Regions from separate parts of the Homo sapiens genome. Here region 1 is linked to region 2. A link is a loop called in an ENCODE intact Hi-C map of the cell type or tissue named here. Cell type or tissue: chondrocyte. All regions are shown on one strand. Each heading gives the region's core, and the rest is flanking DNA. Links, peaks and the distances in the headings are about the cores only.

Evidence for each region. Hi-C counts contacts between places; a loop is a spot of excess contacts. Peaks named below come from ENCODE experiments on the same cell type or tissue, not always from the same donor. Only the 100,000 strongest peaks of a DNase experiment are listed, where the experiment ranks them.
Region 1: a loop joins it to region 2, with 2.0 times the contacts of the local background. A loop is called at or near these places in 2 of 110 quality-filtered maps.

Annotation. Positions count from the first base shown.
Region 1 is chr1:53,679,162-53,688,110 of GRCh38, reverse strand. All of the region lies in intron 2 of GLIS1 (GLIS family zinc finger 1), which reads left to right. Among named protein-coding and RNA genes, the nearest start is that of GLIS1, 56 kb to the left of the region's middle. RefSeq lists enhancers at 1,722-2,550, 2,551-3,380. In chondrocyte, for the core only: CTCF peaks have their summits at 3,514, 3,713, 5,616 and 5,822 (motif pointing right); no DNase peak of the experiment used is centred there.
Region 2 is chr1:53,521,629-53,530,474 of GRCh38, reverse strand. GLIS1 (GLIS family zinc finger 1) reads left to right here. Exons shown (of 11, transcript NM_001367484.1): 5 at 523-684; 6 at 5,588-5,698. Among named protein-coding and RNA genes, the nearest start is that of DMRTB1, 67 kb to the right of the region's middle. RefSeq lists enhancers at 2,364-2,867, 3,372-3,875. In chondrocyte, for the core only: no CTCF peak of the experiment used is centred there; a DNase peak (open chromatin) is centred at 3,584.

The sequences.
Region 1 (8,949 bases), core at 651-8,650, 160 kb before region 2:
TGCCGAGCAGGAAACGCGCTGGGGCAGGGCCAGTCTGGCCTCCAGCAAGGCAGCCCCGGTTCCTCAGCCTCGACAGCACAGCACGGTGATCTTGATGGCTCCAGGGAGGGCCAGAGGCTGGGTCCTCCGGGCTTGAGGTGGGGCTAGGGGCACAGCCGGGCCCGCTTGCGTCTAGGACTCTTCCTCATCTATGATGTGGTGGACGCCACCAGCTCCCCGAGTTGGGGTGAGAGATGCGGGGAGGTCAAGCACCTGTGCCTGGGAGCCTGCACAAGTGGGAGCAGTTGTCACTGTCCCCTGGTGACATGGGGGCCTGGGGCAGAGAACACCCTGTGATACCTGGTTAACTGGAACCCCCGTTAACCAGAACTCCTGCCCACTGTCCGTCCCTTCGTGAAGGAGGTGGCTAGATGCTATGGGAAGACCCTGGCTGGGTGGTGGGCGGCGGGGGCTCTGACCTGGTGCTGCCCCTTCCTAGCTGGGGGGACCCATTGCATGTAAGCAGACCTTGTGGTTTGGGGAAGAGAACGCACAGAACCACCCGACAGCAGGGGGCCCTTCAGGAAGCTCCTCGGCTCTCACAGGAGAGCGGGGATGTACTCGGGTCTTCCATGAGGAGTTATTGTGGGGGCTCAACTGTGCGAGGCCTGACACGGGCTTGGTGAAGCGGGGCGGGCTGGTTGGACCGGGTGATAGATGTTGTCCTTGGAATGACTGGGAGTAAATAATTAGTGAAAGAACTCCATGGGAATCCCTTAGGAGACTCTTTCTTTCTTTCCACTGCCCACCCCCTAAAAATGTCTGAGAGACCCAGGTGGGCGGGTGGTGCCTTGCAGGGTATGAAGGGCCTTGGGAGCTGGGACTACTTCCGTCCTCCTCTGCCCAAGAGGCAAGCGGCCCCTTCCAAGTCCAGCTCTCCTGCCTGGCTCTGGTTCTGCTCCCACAGTGATTCTCTCGTTTGCCTCATCCTGGGAAAACCTTTCCTTAACTTCAGGAGATTCCGGGTTCCAGTCCATGCTCTGCCCCTCGGAGGCTGTGTGACCTCGTCGAAGTTACTTGGCCTCTCTGAGCCTCAGTGGCCTCACTGGCAGTGGAGTAGCTCTTGGGAGCCTCCTATACACAGCTCTGGAATCCACTGTGTACCAGGGCAAAGAAAGGGCTCAACACTGTCAGGAAGTTCAGTTAGGTGATGGACACGGTGATCCTGCAGGCCACAGTCCCATCTCCCTAGCATGGTGGACAAGGCCCTTGGTGATCTGGCCACAGCAAACTTATTGCCCCACCCCCGCCACCGTTCAGGCCACCTGGAACATTTCCCATCCTCTGAACCCGTCACACGTTCTCATGCTTCTGTGCCTTTGCATGGTCACTCTTTTCTTGGCTGGAGAGCTCCTATTTCTCTCTTAAACCCAGCTCAGATGCTCCCTCTTGGACTCCTTCCTGTATCTTTCAAGCAGAGTCAGTTCCCCTGGCCAGAGATGAGCACTGTTTTCCCTGCATTCCAGTTTATCTGCTTCCCTCGCTGCCTCCCCCCACAGTCTGTGAGCTTCCCAAGGAGAGGGAGAGGATCTGATTCATCTGTGCCTCCAGGGTCCAGCTCAGGGTCTGCCACCAACCAAGCAAGGACCATTCTCCTGTGCTCACAAGGACCTCTGCTCTCTTTCCTAACCTTCTTTCCCACTTTGGAGGGAGAAAGCACTGCGGATGAGAACAAAGCAATGTCCTCCATCAGAGAGGCTAGGGGGCTGGTGGAAAGTGGAGTAGGCTGAGCCGGAGGGGAGAATTGTGCCGTGTGGAGCTGAAAGATAACAAGGGGCCACGGTCTGACTTGGCAGTGCGTGGCCTCCAGAATGGGCTGCAAGGGAATCTTCCTTCCTTCCTTCCTTCCTCCCTCATTTACTGAGTACCCAGCTTCAGGGCAGTCATAGCTCCGCTCCGTGGGGAAACAGTGGAGCATGAGAGAGAACCTCCTAAAGGGGCTTTGCAGTCTGGTGGGAGAGATGGAAGGAACAATGGCCATAGGTGGGCAGCTGGGATCATGGCTGCGGGAGTGGAGAGGGGCCAGTGAGCAGCCTGGTGGATGACAGGGAGATGAAACTAGATGAAGGGCAGGGGCAGAGGGGGAGGGCAGGTTTCTGACGGAACCCATGCATGAGAGGGAGTGGGGAGAATCTGAGGTGGGGCTGGCCACAGGCTGGCTGGAGGGCTCAGCAGGGAGCAGTTCCTGAGGCCAGATGGCTCAGCACAGTGGCAGCGGCTCCCAGCAGATCTGGCTGCGGGATGGAGGACAGATTGAAGGGCCAGTCAGGGGCAGGAGCCTCAGACCGTGGTAGCGGTGGCCAGCGCTGAAGCCGCTGGGGAGAGGAGGGGATGGGTTAGGACCCACTATTTGAGACCTGACAACTGACTGGATGTGAAAGCTGAGGGTGAGGGAGACAGTCACAGGCAAGGAGGGAAGTGACAGTTGTCTCAGGAAATAACTTGTTGGAAGAGAGGGGAAAAAACACAAAGAACTCAGCAGGGATCTCTGCAACTCAGGGTAATTTTGGCTTCGGAGAGTCAGCCTGCTAATCAGATTGTAAAAATCAGGTACCAGGGTTTTTGCAGAAAATGCAGCAGATCAAAGCCAGGGTCGATTAGGCTCTGATTAAACATTGCCGAGGAGGTCAGACTCATTACGGAGGAATGTACACAGGCCGGCAGCGCTGACGGGGGATAATAACAGATCGCGCCCGGCAGCGCAGACACCACGGCGCTCTGGGGACGCGGTCCTCCGCGGCGGGGCGGCCACAAGGAATGGTATGTCCGCGGGCTCCAAAGGGAGTGAAGGTGCAGGGGTGTGTGGCAGCATGTAGGGTCAGCTGCATGCTGTCTAGTCTCCTTCTCTGTGGCCTCTGGATGGGGAGTGCTCCTGTGAGCTGGGCATTGGCAGAGGTCAGCCAGGACACCCGTCTTGCTGTCTTTCACCTTTACCTGCTTGCTCATGGCCTTTTTGCTGGGGGAAATGCCTCCCCACCCTCTTCTTTCTTCTGTGTCCCTCCCAGAACTCTGCCAGCATCTCCTCCAGGAAACCTTCCCTGACTTCCACCCCAGGTCAGGTGTCTCCTCTGGGTCCCCACAGCCTCAGAGCTCTGGCTTATCTCCCCTCCCGTGAGTCTCTTGATGGCAGCATGACTCTCTGTGTCCTCTGTTTCCAGCTCAGGGCTGGGCAGAGTGGATTCACTGATCTGGGCAGAGCCAATTCCCTGAAGCCACACAGCAAGCCAGGCTCCACTTGCCTGCCCTAAAGCAGGCCCAGGACTTCTGCTGAGAGGTGGTCATGGGGTAGGGGTGCTGGGAGCCTGCTGGCCAGGAGGAGAGGAGAGGCAGGTGGCCCACCAGGCTGGTGTGGGAGCTGTATGAAGGAGATTCATGGCAGGGAAGAAGGGAATGAGTGCCAGGCTGAAGAGCCTGGATGTGACCCTGTGGGCACTAGTGAGTTCTTGATTTGAGGTAGTGACAGAAACCAAACTGTGCTTCAGGAGGTACTGGAGGGCCCTCCATTTCTTTGGCGAGAGCAAGATTCTCTGAACAGCCACCCACCCTGGTGGCTTTGACCTCTACTTGTTGCTTCACCTCACAGTGTGAAGTGAGGCTCACCTGCAGTGGTCCCCATGAACCATCTTAAGGGCCCCAGGCTGGTCCTGACCACAAAAAGCCCAGGAGTCAGAGGGAGCAGGGAGACCCCTAGAGGCTTCTAGGCTTTCCCACGCTTTCCCAGGGTTAGGAAAATCGGCTGAATTTGGTTCACACATTCCATAAATACACAACACCTTCTGGGTGCCAGCCCTGTGTTGAGTTCTGGGGAGGCCCTGAGGTTCTAGCAGCCTGGCTCCCTCCAGAGAGGGTAGGAGGAGCTGGACTGCAGAGATCTTGGGGGTGGGGAGGACATGGACCCAGGAATGCCCTGCCCATCTGAGGGAGACATGGACACCCCCAGGCCTGGCTGGGAACTTTGGAGTTTAGAAGGAAGGAACACAAAAGCCCTTAACCTCCCAGCTGGAATGTGGACACTTCATCCATCCTGCTCTCCATCTCTACTCCAGCCCCATAAATGTCCAATTTGGGGAAAAGATTCCACTCTAAGCCCCAGCAGAACAAGGTGATTAAGAAACTGAGCTCCATAAAATTGTCCGAGCTCTGGCAGGCGGGGTGGGTCAGGAGAGTCCCTGAGTCTCAAGCCTGGCAAGGACTGTACAAAGCCCTCATCCTTCTAGTCCACATCCTCCCAATGCACAAATCCCTTCTGCAGCATCCCCAGCAAGTGACCACCCACTGTGTGCTTGAGGGTCTCTCTTGACAGCTGCTCAGTACCTCCCCAGGGTACCCAATTCAGTGCTGTGACACTCCATTCCTGACAAGCATTTACCGGGCACCTCGGTCATTCTTTCATTCCACATGCCTGCCCGTGCCAGGTCTTCTGCTAGGGCTAGAAACAGAAGAGCTAAGGCTAGTACCTGCTAACGTCCTTGATGCATGCTGTGTGCCAGACACAGTGCTGATTTATGTGGATGATCTCGTGTGATCCACGTGAGAACTCTCTGAGGTAGGTGGTGCCCTCATTCTCCCCATTTCACAGATGAGGCCTGCAGAGATAGAGTAACTCACTCAGGGTCATGCAGATAATCAGAAGCAGGGCTGGAGCTTGAACCCAGGCTTTGACATCATAGTCTCTGCTCATGGTCATTGTGCTCCACAAGTTAGGAGGCCTTTGGTTGGGGGGGCTCAGGCTCTGGGGACTGCCTGCCTGCGGTTATAATCACATTCACGCGGTGTGAGGATGCCCGTTAGCGGGTTACTGAGTGTGAGCGCTTGGATGAGCACCTGGCCATTGGTAGATGTTCAGGAGGTGTTCATGGTGTATATCCACAGTGCAGGTTGGGGAGCCAGGAATGTGTCTGCCAGAAGTGGGACCCCAGACTCCATATGCCAGGACTGAACTCGCCTTCTTTCCTTTCCTTCTAAAGCACGGTGCCACCTTCTGCCTCAGTGCCTTTGCACAGACCATTCCCTTGACCTGGAATCCTCTCCCTTCCTTTGCTGCAGCCTTTGCTCACTATTTCCTCATTCTTCATGTCTCAGTTCATGCTGCTTCTACAGGGAAGACTTCCTGATTCCTCTCCTATGTATACCCCCTTCGTGCCTCTAACAGAGTTGATCGTGTATTATTTGTATGGTTCCTTGATTGCTCTCTGACCCCTCACTAGGTGCTGAGCTCAAGGCAGGGACATCTGTTTAGCTCATCATACAGTTAGGGGCCACAGTCCCTCTGTAGGTAAAATGGCAGGGTTGTCTCAGATAATCTTCGAGTTTCCTTCCTATTCTGGTCTGATTGAATGAGCTACTGCTGCACACTTGTTATGAAAGGCAGCTCCTCCTAGATTAACCAATGGTGAAAGGGCCTCTCCTAAGCCTTTGTCTCCTTGCCTGCCCCTTGGCTCTGCGTTATTGCCCCTGAAGAATCAGTTCAGACAGGAACGTGGGTGTATTCTAATAAGCGAAGTGCTGCCAACTTGCAACGCCAGCACTTAGGGTCTCTGCCAGGGCCCTTGCCATCTGCCTGTGCCTCAGCATCCCTTATGGGGACACATATTGAGAGGTAACCTGCAGAGGAAGGCCCTCTTCTGATTATGTTCAGCTTACTTCAGTCATCTACAGAATGAGAGGGCCATTCCCCCACCAGAATGTGAGCTCCTCGCGGGGATGCAGGGATGCAGGGACTGTGCCTGATGCACCTTTCATCCCCCCACTCCTTCATGCCTAACACACAACCTGCCACCAGGTGTCAGCTGTGTCAGCGGCTGCTTGCTGGATGGCTGAAGGAGTGAAGAATGCATGGCTGCAAGCGGGTCTGGAGTTGGAGTCGGAGTCCGGTGGTGAGCGGCTGTGTAGAGGCAGAGGGGTGCCTCACCTTTACAACAGGAAGCATCTGTGCAGGGCTGGTGCGGACTCTGCCTGGAACGGCCCCCGCTGGCCAGATGCCAAGAGTTTATTGCATGCAGCACAGCAATTTCAAATTTCCTTTATTTTCTAAGAGCCAACGAATTAGTTGAAAGATTAAGAACACTTGCAAAGTAGCCTACAAAGTGGTTTAAGTTAGTGTAGTATAAACTCAGCACAGAGTGTAGCAGGAAGGGAGGGGAAGCAGTCAAAGAAGGCCCCCGAGAGCAGGAACGTATTGCTGGCTGGGTGCAGATGGCTCTACAGAAGAAGAGGATGGGGGAGGAGAGAGGGGGTTCAGTCCCAGTTGCTCCACCCACCCACAGCAACCTCGAATGCACTCAGCTCTGAGCCATCTGCTCCCTAAGGGTAGGTCCTCCTGTGTCCCACGCACCTAGAGCAAAGTGGGGGCTTCACAAGTCTTTGTGGGGTGGTTACCACTGGTGGGCTCAAGCCCTTTTCCTACCTCTCCTTAGTAGTCCTTGAAAAGAAATAGCCATCCTGGAGCTGTGGAAGCTGCAGGAAGTCCAGTCCCCTGCTTTGTCAGCAGAGAGAATATGAATGCTCTCTTTCTTGGCTGCCTGTGACTGTCCAGCCTGGTGGCATCCACTTCTCCCATTTTACTCACAGTTTTACAGGAATTCTCCCTTGTCTCTGACTTGGGTCCAGGCCCCTTTCTGGCTCCAGCCAGTATATCCCTCCCTACTTGGCATTGTCCTGGGAGCAGGGCGGCCAGTGAGGGGCGGTGGCAGAGATGCAGGCAGCAGATGATGAGGCCCTGAAACTCTGCCTTGTTGGACAACTGTGGCTGGCCCCATCTCAGCCCACCTCAGGCTGCAGCCCTGGTTCTGATGAGCAGCCCTGGAGAAGAGCATGCCATCTACTCATAACCCAGCCTAGGTACTGACAGCTGGGCATGCGTCTTCACGCAGCCACGAACTCAGAAAAGAAGCTGCCAGTGTGGATCACGGAGCAGTGGAGGAGTGCTGGAGTTTTCCTCTTTAACTTAATTTCAGAGGCTTGTGTGGACCCAAGGCCGAGAAGAGGGGCCTGCATCCTCTCTCTGACCCTGGCAGATAGTATCAGCGCAGTCAGGCTGAAGGCCCTGGAAACATTGACCCAGCTGTGTCCAGGGTTGAGATCATCTGGCCAGCGTCTGCTCAGGGTAGATGTGTTGGGCAGTGGCCACATGTGTGCCGTCTTGTGGAGAAGTTCACCTTGGGCACAGTGAAGGGTAAAGCTCTTGTCCACAGTCAATTCTGCATCTTCAGATACGTCTCACCCTGCTCATTTAGACAGCTGTGGGATTAGATCTGATATTTTATTCCTGCTGCTTAGTAGGGAGAATCAGTCTTAGAATAAACTCAGATGACCTGAATGGCTTTGGTTTTGGAGTGTCTTTCATTCATTCATTCATTCAGCAGATAGTAGGAGCATCACACCTATTCCCCCAAATAGGATTTGTTTTCTGGCCACGTGAGTTTTAAAACCTTCTCTGATATTAACAGGATGACTATCACATCTTCTGAGGATCACATTTCCATGTGGTCTACAGTTCACAGAACACTTTCCCTTCTGTTATTTAATGTTGTCAAGGTGAGGGGCTTTATTATTCATCTTTTGCAAGAGGAGGAAGAGGCTCAGAGAGGTTAAGTATCTTGCCCATGGTGACACAGCTCTGTCAGGAGCAGAGGTCTGTGGCTGTCCCCTTCCACCCCAGTACTGGTGCCACTGAGTGGTGGGCACCACACTCGTGGCATAGATCATAGTCTCTACTTCCTGCCAAAAAGCAGGGGTTTGTGGACAGGGAAGTACATTTTCTTAATCGTTTTGGGCCTCCGTGTTCCTATCTATGAGGCTTATGTGATGGAAGTCTCCCTCCTTGCCTTTCCTTATGAAGACGTTAAGGACAAATGCCGTATTTGATCTGAATTTTTTTTTTTTAAGCTGTTAGTGGCTGAGACAATCTAGGTCCTTTAGAATCTCCTGTGAGTGGAGACCTGCCTCCCTCCCTGCCTTCTCCCTCCTTCATTCAGCAGACATTTGGGCTGGGGACTGGGGATCTGGAGAATTCGACCTGGCACCTGACCTTGAGGAGTTCAAAGACATGTGGCCTGGATGGGGTGGTAAGGAAACAGGGGTCTCCATTACTGCTTCCATATTTGGGGGCACCCTGGGTGCCACAGGAACATGGGGTGGCCTTTCCAAGGTCAGGCTGCCTCAGGTGTGGGTAGGAGCTGTTGGTTTTCAGCTCTAAGTATCCTCTTTACAAGAAAGGACCAACGAGCTGGAGAGAGAAGTCAAAAAGTTGGGCCAGCATTGTCCACCGTGTGTCAGCATGCTACAGGGGCTTTCCAGCCCTCCCCAGGCCCTCCTCCCGGCAGCGCCAGAAGGCAGGAGTGATTGCTGTCCCAAGGAAGCATGCTCAGAGCAGCCAAGGGGCCCGTCCAGGAGGCATGGCTGACTTTGAGCTCTCATCTCTGTGGTTCTGTGGCTCAGACTTCTCTCTGGGACACAGTGGCTGTCAGTAGCCCTCCCTGGGCTCTGTGTAAATGGGGCAAGTGGCTTTCTGGGGCCCGAACAGGAGGGGCCAGGCAGCCTGTGGTTTGGGCAGGGGTCTGAGTCTCTGAGTCTTCACTGCCTCACTCTGGGCTGGCCCTTTTTCCTGGGTTCCTCCTGGAGCAGCAGATGCTTCAGGTCAGACGTTCAGCCTCACATCTGGTCTCCCTCCTACTTTCATCTGAAACCCAACTCGGATTGTCTCAGTAAACAAACAGTAAATTCAACAATACAATCTTCTTGAAATGCCTTGTAGTTATTTTAAGGCTGTTTTGGGGTTTATTTTAATTGCAGGCCCAGCTCCCACAGTCACGCAGCTGCTGCTGGGGGCATTTGTGGCTGCCACCTCCCTCTCTCCTGCCCGTTCCCCCTCGTAGTGGGCCCCTTCCCCCTCCCATCAGAGGTCCAGGG
Region 2 (8,846 bases), core at 1-8,000:
ACCCCCTGGGGCCCTCATGTCAGCCTTGAGTGGTGGCCACACAGTCTCAAGCTTGAAAACAAGGAAACAAGGCGCAGAGGGGTCAAGAGCACTGCCCAAAGCCTCTCTGGGACAGAGCCCAGTTCAGATCCAGGCTGTGGGTCCTTCCCTATTTCAGCTCTCTGTGCTGGGACACACCCCTGCCCTGATTCGGGGCTGTGCTGTGGTCAGGGCAAGTGCCTCGTTTCCAGATGGCCCTGGGGAGGGGAGCCTTTCGGGTCCAGAACTGGAAAGGCCACTTTCTTCTCCAGCCCTCACGCCCTATTTCTAAGTCAGGGTGCTATTTTTCTGGACTCACCAGGCCTTTCCAGATAAGGCCTGGGCCCTGAGCACTTCATGGGGAGCTGATCCAGAGCTCTCAGAGGCTCCAGCAGGATGGGAGGGGCAGGGGTGCTGGGGCCAGGCAGGCCTGGGGGGTTAGTTTCCATGCAGGGTTGGGGTGCCCACCGGGCTGGGAGTTCCCCTCACCAGCCTCTCCTGCAGTTTGAAGGCTGCAGCAAGGCCTTCTCACGGCTGGAGAACCTCAAGATCCACCTGAGGAGCCACACGGGCGAGAAGCCGTACCTGTGCCAGCACCCGGGTTGCCAGAAGGCCTTCAGCAACTCCAGCGACCGCGCCAAGCACCAGCGCACCCACCTAGACACGGTAGGCCCAACAGGCAGAGGCCCAGGGCGGGGTGGAGGATGGCCACACACCTGCCACTCATTCAGTGCAGAGCCCCTGCCTTACCCTGTAGCCCCACCGATGTTTGGGGCAGGAGATGCTTGGCAGGGCAGTGGGTCGGATGGTGTCCTCTGCATTCTAGAATGTTTAGCAGTTATCCCTGGCCTCTCTCCACTAGATAGGAGGCAATGTTCCCACTCCCAGTCGCAACAACCAAAACTCTCTGATGCCAAATGTCCCCGGGGGTGAGGGGAGGCAAACCTGCCCCAGTTAAGAAGCAATGCTTTGGCCTGTGGGTACCAGCCTGGGCACCAGAGCCGTGCACAGCCTCATGGAGAGAGCACATTCGCCTTCCTGTGTCCCCTCCCCAGAACCTGTCAGCCACGCCAGAGCAGATTGCTCCCTGCTCTTCCTGCCCCCTCCGTAGACACAGGTCAGAGGCTCTCCAGGGTGGTCTTTTGTCCGTTGAGCCCTGCAGGTGAGGAGCGGAGGTGGGCAGTGCCTAAGACTCCAGGCTCCTGCAGGTGACCCAGGCCTCCAGATACTGGCTCCCTTCCCACCTTCCTTCCCTTGTTTGCACCAGGCATAGGTAACAGCAGCTTTATTCCAATGTCTGCCCAGGCAGCCCTCCATGTGCCGTTAATAGAGCGCTTTCTAAAACTTCACCCCTCAGGATCTCATACAGACCCTGTGCTCTGGGCAGGGGCAGTCACGAAGCCATTTGACAGATTAGGGAAGTGGGACACCTGAGGCCAGTGCCTGCTCACCATCGCACAGCTGGACGGTGGCAGAGCTGACTCAGACCAGGGCCTTACACTAGGCCCTGGGTGAGGGGCACGTGCCTGAGGAGGACCCCAGCCCCCATGTGCTGCAGGAGACTGGGGTCTGCAGCAGAGCCATGTCCGGGCCCCAGGCTGGTTTCTCTATGCTTCCTGCAGGTGTTTGGGGAACTCTGTGGGTCAGAGGCTGGGGGATTTGGGTGGCTGCCCCCCAGCCCGTCCAGTTCACAGATGAGGAGGAAACAGGGGCCCAGGAGGGCAGCTGACCCCTCCAGGGTAAGTTGGAGGCCATGAGACAGCAGAGGTCAGAGCTGAAAGGGCACTTGCAGGTCTCTGATGCCAGCCATTTACCTTAGAGCCGGGAAAACCGAGATCCAGAAAAGATTCAGTGCCCAGAAAACAGCAGGGAAGCAATGTTCTTGGGGCCAGGCCAGGCCCTGGGGGGGACACTCTGTATATCTGGCCCCACAGTCTCACACACACTGCCCCCAGTTTCATCCTGGTGACCAACCAAGATGGGGCCCATTATCCCCATTTCATAAATTGAGACTCAAAGAGACTGAGTCATCTGCCCTGTCCACAGCAGGTGTGTGGCAGAGCTGGGATGCAAACCTGGGCTGGGCCACTCCAAGTCCAGTGCTCTCTGCTGGAAGAGCTGATGTGGCAGGCATCTTGGGGGATGCAGCAGAGCAGAGGGGTGAGGGTGGCAAGGAAGGGCCCCATCCCCAACCTGAACCCAACAGTCCTCCCCTTCTCAGCTTCATTGTCACAGGCTGTGCTACGGACATGAAGTGAGGAGTGGGTGCTAGCAGATCTCCCTGCCTTTGTCACCTTTTCAGCCCAAGGGGCCCGTGGCACCCTGGCCCAGGTCCTGAGAGGCACGCTCTGTGCCCCAGCACCCCCAGTTATGTCTCCCAGAGGCCACAAGCCAGCGCTGACAGTGCCAGGCCTCCCTGCACCCTCTCCCTACCCTCCCGTGCCTCTCGGGCCACCTTCCCTGACCCTCCTTCTTCCTCCCTCCCTCCTTACTGCATTTCCTGGACCCAGCCCCAAAGCAACAGGCCTCTGGCCCCCACTTGGTGTGTGAACAGAACCCCAAGGTCTAGGTCAGGCCAGGCCCAGAATGAGCCTGCAGGCTTATCTCAGGCCTTCGTCTCCCCAAGAGGTCCCCTGGAAGCCTGGGAAGTGCAGCCGCCAAGCCCAGCACCCCACTCGGATCCAGCTCCCCACATAAACACCGCAGGCAGCTCTGTGTTGCTAGTTTGCTGTCCCAGCACCTGCCCCCAGAGGCCCCTCGGGTCAGGCCCCTCACAGGGCAGGGCCTTGCTTTCCAGAGGGGACCAGCCATGTCCCTAGCTCACCTCTGGCATTGGAGAATGTGGGATTCTCTCCATGGGCGGGAAAGTTTCTCAGAACAGACTGGAGAGGACCAGGCCAGGGTTCTGACCGTGGCCATGCCTCCTGGTCCTGGAGGTCTGAGGAAAGCCCCTGGCCTCCCTGGGCCTCCTGAGAGGTAAAACCCCTGCTTCAGAGAGCGAGGGAGGTCAGCTGAGGCAGCAGGTGTGAGGCCCCGCACATGGACTGGGCGGCCTTCCCCTGCCTGTCCTCTTACTGATTGGGCACTGACCACATCCTGCCGTGTCCCAGGCTCTCAGTGTGGGGCTCGAGTCCTGAGTGCACAGATCCCCTGAGCGGACTCGAATAAGCCGCTGTCCTGCATGGGGCCTCAGCTTCCCCACTGGGATGATTCTCTCTCCCCTGCCCACTTCACTGGACCATTCGAGGCCACCGAGCAGAGGAGGCATTCTAGCAGAGGCCTGCACACGCTCCCTCCCTCTCCCCGCTGTGGGATCTTGGGCAAAATGTAGGTCTCAGTTTCTTCTTCTGCAAAGCAGGATGAGTCTCATGGGGTGGGTGTGGGCTCAGGGAGATGGCGGATGGCTGGTGCTCAGCACGGGGCCTGCACAGGGGAGCGCTCCCAGCAGAGCTGGCCTCCAAGTGCAGACGGGCAGGGGCTCCGCACGGCAGACTCACCCGGAGCGTCCTCATTACAGACAGAGGGAGGCCGCCCGGCGCTGCAGCCCACATGGCCATTCCAGGCGGAGCTTGGCTGCTGGCTGGGGACGGCCACAGGGTTTCCCACAGGCTCACGGGGAATGGGGCCTGAGGAATGTTCTACACATGTCAGGCCCTGGAAAAACAAACACAGAGATGGGCCTTGCCGCCCGTTTCCAGGCGAATGTGCCGGCAGACACAGAGCCAGCTTGTTTGCTTTTAGACGAAAGCGAGTGGATTTGTATCAGCATCCCCAAGGGACAGTCCTGGGGCCGGCTCAGGGACAGGGCAGGGCCGTGTGTGTGCCTGGGCACATGTGAACGCACGTGTGTGTGCCGTGCGTGGGTGTGTATGGTGTGGTGTGTGTGTGTGGTGGTGGTGGTTTTGTGTGTGTGTGTGTGTGTGTGTGTGTATGGTGTGTGAGAGAGGGAGCCTACCTCTGGGGTGCGGTGGGCTGGGGGCAGCAGGGGCCATCCGCGGCAGGCCTCCGCTCTCCCTCCCAGGCCAACCCCGGCAAGCTTCTCACTGCTGTCTCTCTCTTTTTGCTCTCCTCCGTTTCTTTAATCTGGCAACTCTCCATGGCAGCACCAAGGTATGGTCGTCTCTTTCTGCTTCCCCTCCTCATGAGGTCCCAGGGCCATGGGTACCTCTCCCTGGGTCTGAGGTTGGCCTGGCCTCTCCTTAGTCCAGCAGGGGCAAAGCTGCCTTGAGGTCCTGGGGGCAGTTCCACGTGGGTGTGTCTGGCAGGACATGGCAGTCCCTGGCACTCACTCTGAGAGGTGTCATTTCCTCCAATCCTTCTCCTGTCCCCTGCAGTCCCAGCAGGGCAGAGGCTTCTAAGAGAGCGGAAGCACTAGACGTGTCCGCAAAGGGAAGCCTTGTAAGCTTCAAGCCCCAGCAGCGGCCAGAGTCCTCAAGCAGGGTCCTGTGGAAGCCTTGGGAGAGATTGGGATTCAATTAGAGCCACGAGTCCCCTGCCCTGGGTCACTCAGACCTAGGATGAATCAGACAAGTCGCTCCCTGGCTGAGAAGAGGGACACTGAGCAAACCCAGCACATAGGCTGGACAGCGCTTAGGGGGATGTTCTGGCCCGGGGAGGAGGTGGAGGATGCGAGGAGAGCTTGGAGAGGAGGTGACGTGGCTGCGGGAGAGCTGAGGAGGTGCTCGTGGTGGGAGGTGTAGGGCCTGCGGTGCCGGGAGATGGCCTGTAGGGCACCAGGGAGCCACCAAGGGGTTTCAAAGGCAAGAGCGGGTCTGTGAGAAAGACCTTCCCCTCTGGCTGTGTGTGGGGAGCCTGAGGCCTGGAGGGCAGGGTGGGGCCTGGGCAGGAATTCAGGAGGGGCAGTGGGGATGGATTTGGGGTCCACTTCTTATATTCTGGGTGAGCCATGGGGGCCTGAGGGGAAGAGACTTGTCCACTCCCCATGCACAGGGCACAGCCCCCAGCCCCGCCAGACTCCCCAGCCTCCCCAGCCTCCCCAGCCCTGTGTTCTCAGATCCAGCCGTGCTTCCAGCCTCTCACAGCTATTGGCAGGAGGACCTGGTTTCTTGTGGCCCCAAGAGCAGTCCGGTGCCTCTGCACCTACCTGCAAGGTGCGGTCAGTGCCGCCTAGCCTGGCCCTGTGTGGGTGCCCCCTTCCCCTCTCCTCCTCCCCATCTGCAGAGCAGCTGTCTGACTGCACTCCCTGTCTGCTCAATGCTTACTTGCAGCTGTGGGGTCCAAAGGGTGGACTTGGCTCAGAGCCAGGGTCTGACCTGGAAGAACCCTTAGACCTCAGATGGCCCCATTTTTCAGAGAAGAAAGGTGAGACTCAGAGAGGAGAGGCAACTGACCTGAGGTCCCAGGATGGTGGTGGAATGAAGACACAAACCCCTTGCTCCGCTCCCAGGCCAGGCACCTTCCCCACAGCTGGGCCGGGCTGGCTGAGGCAGAGTACTCTTGGCCTGCAGCCAGCCTCTCGCCTGGTCACCTCCCCACAGCAGGTCACGCGGAGGCGCGTGTCCCGTAGGGATGGGCCTCACTCACCCCACCCGTGCCCCCCATGTTACAGAAGCCGTACGCCTGTCAGATCCCTGGCTGCTCCAAGCGCTACACAGACCCCAGCTCCCTCCGCAAGCACGTCAAGGCCCATTCAGCCAAAGAGCAGCAGGTGCGTAAGAAGGTAAGCCAGCCCTCCTCATCTGGCCTCCTCCCACCTCGCAGCCGCCTGCACCGCATCAGGCCAGGTGCCCACCCTCAACACATGCATCTGCCCACCCACTCGCCCTGTATGCCACTGTTCGTCCATCCGTTCGTCCGTTCGTCCGTCCGTCCACTTCCCACCTGCCCTTAGTGTCTCTGCTGACCCGCAGCCCTTCCTTCCACACCCCCAGCTGGCCCTTTACCACCCACAGACTGCCCACCAGCTCCTCGCCCCATGCATCTGTGCACCTCCCGCGGCTTGTGTGGTAAACACATGATGTCCAGCCTTGTGCTGGGCACGGAAGATGCAGAAATGAAAAAGCACGTCCCCGCTTTCAGTGTCCTGGCAGGCGACAGCAGACACAAAGAGATGATTCTACCTCATGTCATTAAGATGGCGAGAGAGATGTGCAGAGAAAAGTCAGGGCACAGATGAGGGGACCTTAGCCCCTCTGGGTGGGAGCAGGAAGGTCTGTGGAGGAAGTGGCGTCAGGCATGGGTGCAGTGTTTAGGGGTGTGAGCGCGGAGTGGGCCCGCGGGGCTTGCTTCCGCTGGCTCTGCACCCAGGCACGTACGTGCCTTTGGGCTTCAGGTTCCTCAGCCATCAGAGGGGACAAAAAAGGACTTGCTTTAGACAGCTGCGGTCAGGAGTAAATGACGGTTTATGCTGAGGGTTTAGAACTGTACCTGGCACAAATTTAAAAGTTCAAAACAGAAATTGGTGTATGTGTTCATTGGTCTTGAGGAAGGACTAAGAGTTGGGCCGGTGAATTCAGAAGAACGCTCCCCAGAGTGACTGGCGCTGAGAGGGCTGAAGCCTGAAGCCCAGTGTGTGCAGGATCAGCGGCCAAGCAGCGCAGTGAGGAGAGGTGGTGTGGGCAGGGCTATGTCCAGGGCACAGTGGGTGCCATCGAGAGGTCTTAAGCAGAGCAGGGACATGGCACCTTGAGAGGTAACCCTGAGGGCCATGTAGAAAATGGGTTGGGGATGCTGTTTTGGACGAGCCGTGTGTGAGTTCCTGAGGGGACTGGGCCATGGCAGGAGGGACAGGACTGCAGCTGGGGGCAGAGCCCACCTGGCTGGGTTAACTCACACCTGCACTCCCATGGAACTCCAGGGCCAGGGAGTGAGGGTCCTTGAGCGCCAGGGAGGGTGTGGGAGTGAAAGAAACACCAGGGGCCAACTCAGGGACACTGGCATGACAGAGGAGGACAGAGTGGGAAGATCGCATTTATTGGTTCAACCAGATTTACAGAGCACCTACTGTATTCCAAGCATTGTTCTGTGAACTGTGGACACTGCCAGGAATGAAACAGCAGAGGCCTGCAGGCTGGAGGAAGCAGCTGCCTCAGGCCCTGGGATAGGGAGACAGCGATGGGGTGCTGGGAGCAAGGGGCCTCAGTGGGAAAGAAGATGGGAGGGGACCGCCAGGCTTGGGAAGTTGGTCTCCAGCCTGCAGGCAGTGGGGAGCATTGGAAGCTGTGGAGCAGAGAGGGACGTGGTCAAATCCTGCGCCATGAGCTTTCTGGTGAAACACCACCTCCATGTTCCCTGAGGAGGGAGGGGATGTGCTTTAGCCCAGGTGCCTCTGAGGCTCAGGCACTGTACCTGGGGCTTCATATCCTGTATCTCATTTAGGCTTCACTATAGCCCTAGCTCGCCAGCTACTCGGAAGGCTGAGGTGGGAGGATCATTTGAGCCCAGGAGTTGGACTGCACACCAGCCTGAGTGACAGAGCAAGACCCTGTCTCAAAAAAAAAAAAAAAAAAAGAAAGAAAAGAAAAGAAAAAGAAACTACAACCGTAGGTGTGGGCACTGTAATTCCCATTTTATTTTATTTTTAGAAACAAAGTCTCACTCTGTCACCCAGGCTGGAATACAGTGGCACGATCATGGCTCATGGCAGCCTCCAACTCCTGGGCTCAAGTGATCCTCCTGCCTCAGCCTCCTGAGTAGCTGGGACTACAGGCATGCTTACTGCTCCTGGCTTTTTTTTAATATATTTTTTTTGTAGAGATAGAGGTTTCACTTTGTTGTCCAGGCTGGTTTCAAACTCCTGACTTCAAGTAATCCTTCCACCTTGGCCTCCCAAAATGTGGGGATTAGAGTCATGAAACACTCATTTTAGAGATGGAGAAACTAAGGCTCAGAGAGTTAACAAACCAGCCCAGCATCATGCACCCCAGAAGTGCCAGAGCCAGGGTCCATCCCAGACCTGTCTGCTTCCAGGGCCTGAGCTCCGTTCACTGCTCTCAGGTTGAGGGCCTGAGTGGGGACAGGGAATGGCCCAGGCTCTAGCAGACTGGAGCTCCACACCAGGGAGGCTTCTGTCCCAAGCGGACCAGTGCCTGAGGACCAGAATCCTGTCCTGGCTTTCCCAGGCCCCATGCTTGGCTCGCACTGAGCCCCCGGGGACTTGGGGCCACAGATCTGCAAACTTCCCAACAATAAGCATCCATTAAGAGCCATCAGGGATGATGTATCTTTCTGGGTAAAGCGACCCTTGTATTATGACAAGTCCTTGGCAGCCCTGCCGCGTTTCAGAGAAAATTAGAAATGCTTTTCTTCCTTAATTCTCCTCTCCTGCTGCTCCTAATCCGATCGACATTGCGGTCTACAAGAACATGCCTTGGCTCTCTTTTGCCAGAAACTTAATTTACATGGAAAACAGCTGCTGGGTCAGGGAGCCAAGAGCCCATCTCGAGGCTGGGCTTGCCTTCTCCAAGCCTGGGCCTGGCCCTGCTGTCTTAGGAGGGCAGAAAAGCCCTCAGGGCTGACTCTCAGCTGCTGTGTGATGTGGGGCAGGGCTCTCACCCTCTCTGGGTCTGTTTTGTCCTGGGGAAGATGAGCATTTGGCTGAGCCAAGCTTTGGGATTTCCCTGAGAGAAGGGGCCCTTCCCAGGTGCCTGCCCCAGTCATCATCCAGTGTCCTGAAGGCCTCACCCTGTTCCCATCCTGGCTCTGGAAGATGTTCTGAGGTGACTGTCTGGGGACAGCCAAGGGTTGTTGGCCAAAGATTTGCTTGGGTTACTGGGTGCACCCCAGCCCAGGCTCACCCTTAGCCAAGGGACCTCAAGTCTATATACTGATCCATCGTGCCCATGATGGGGTGACCAGATGGGGCTCGG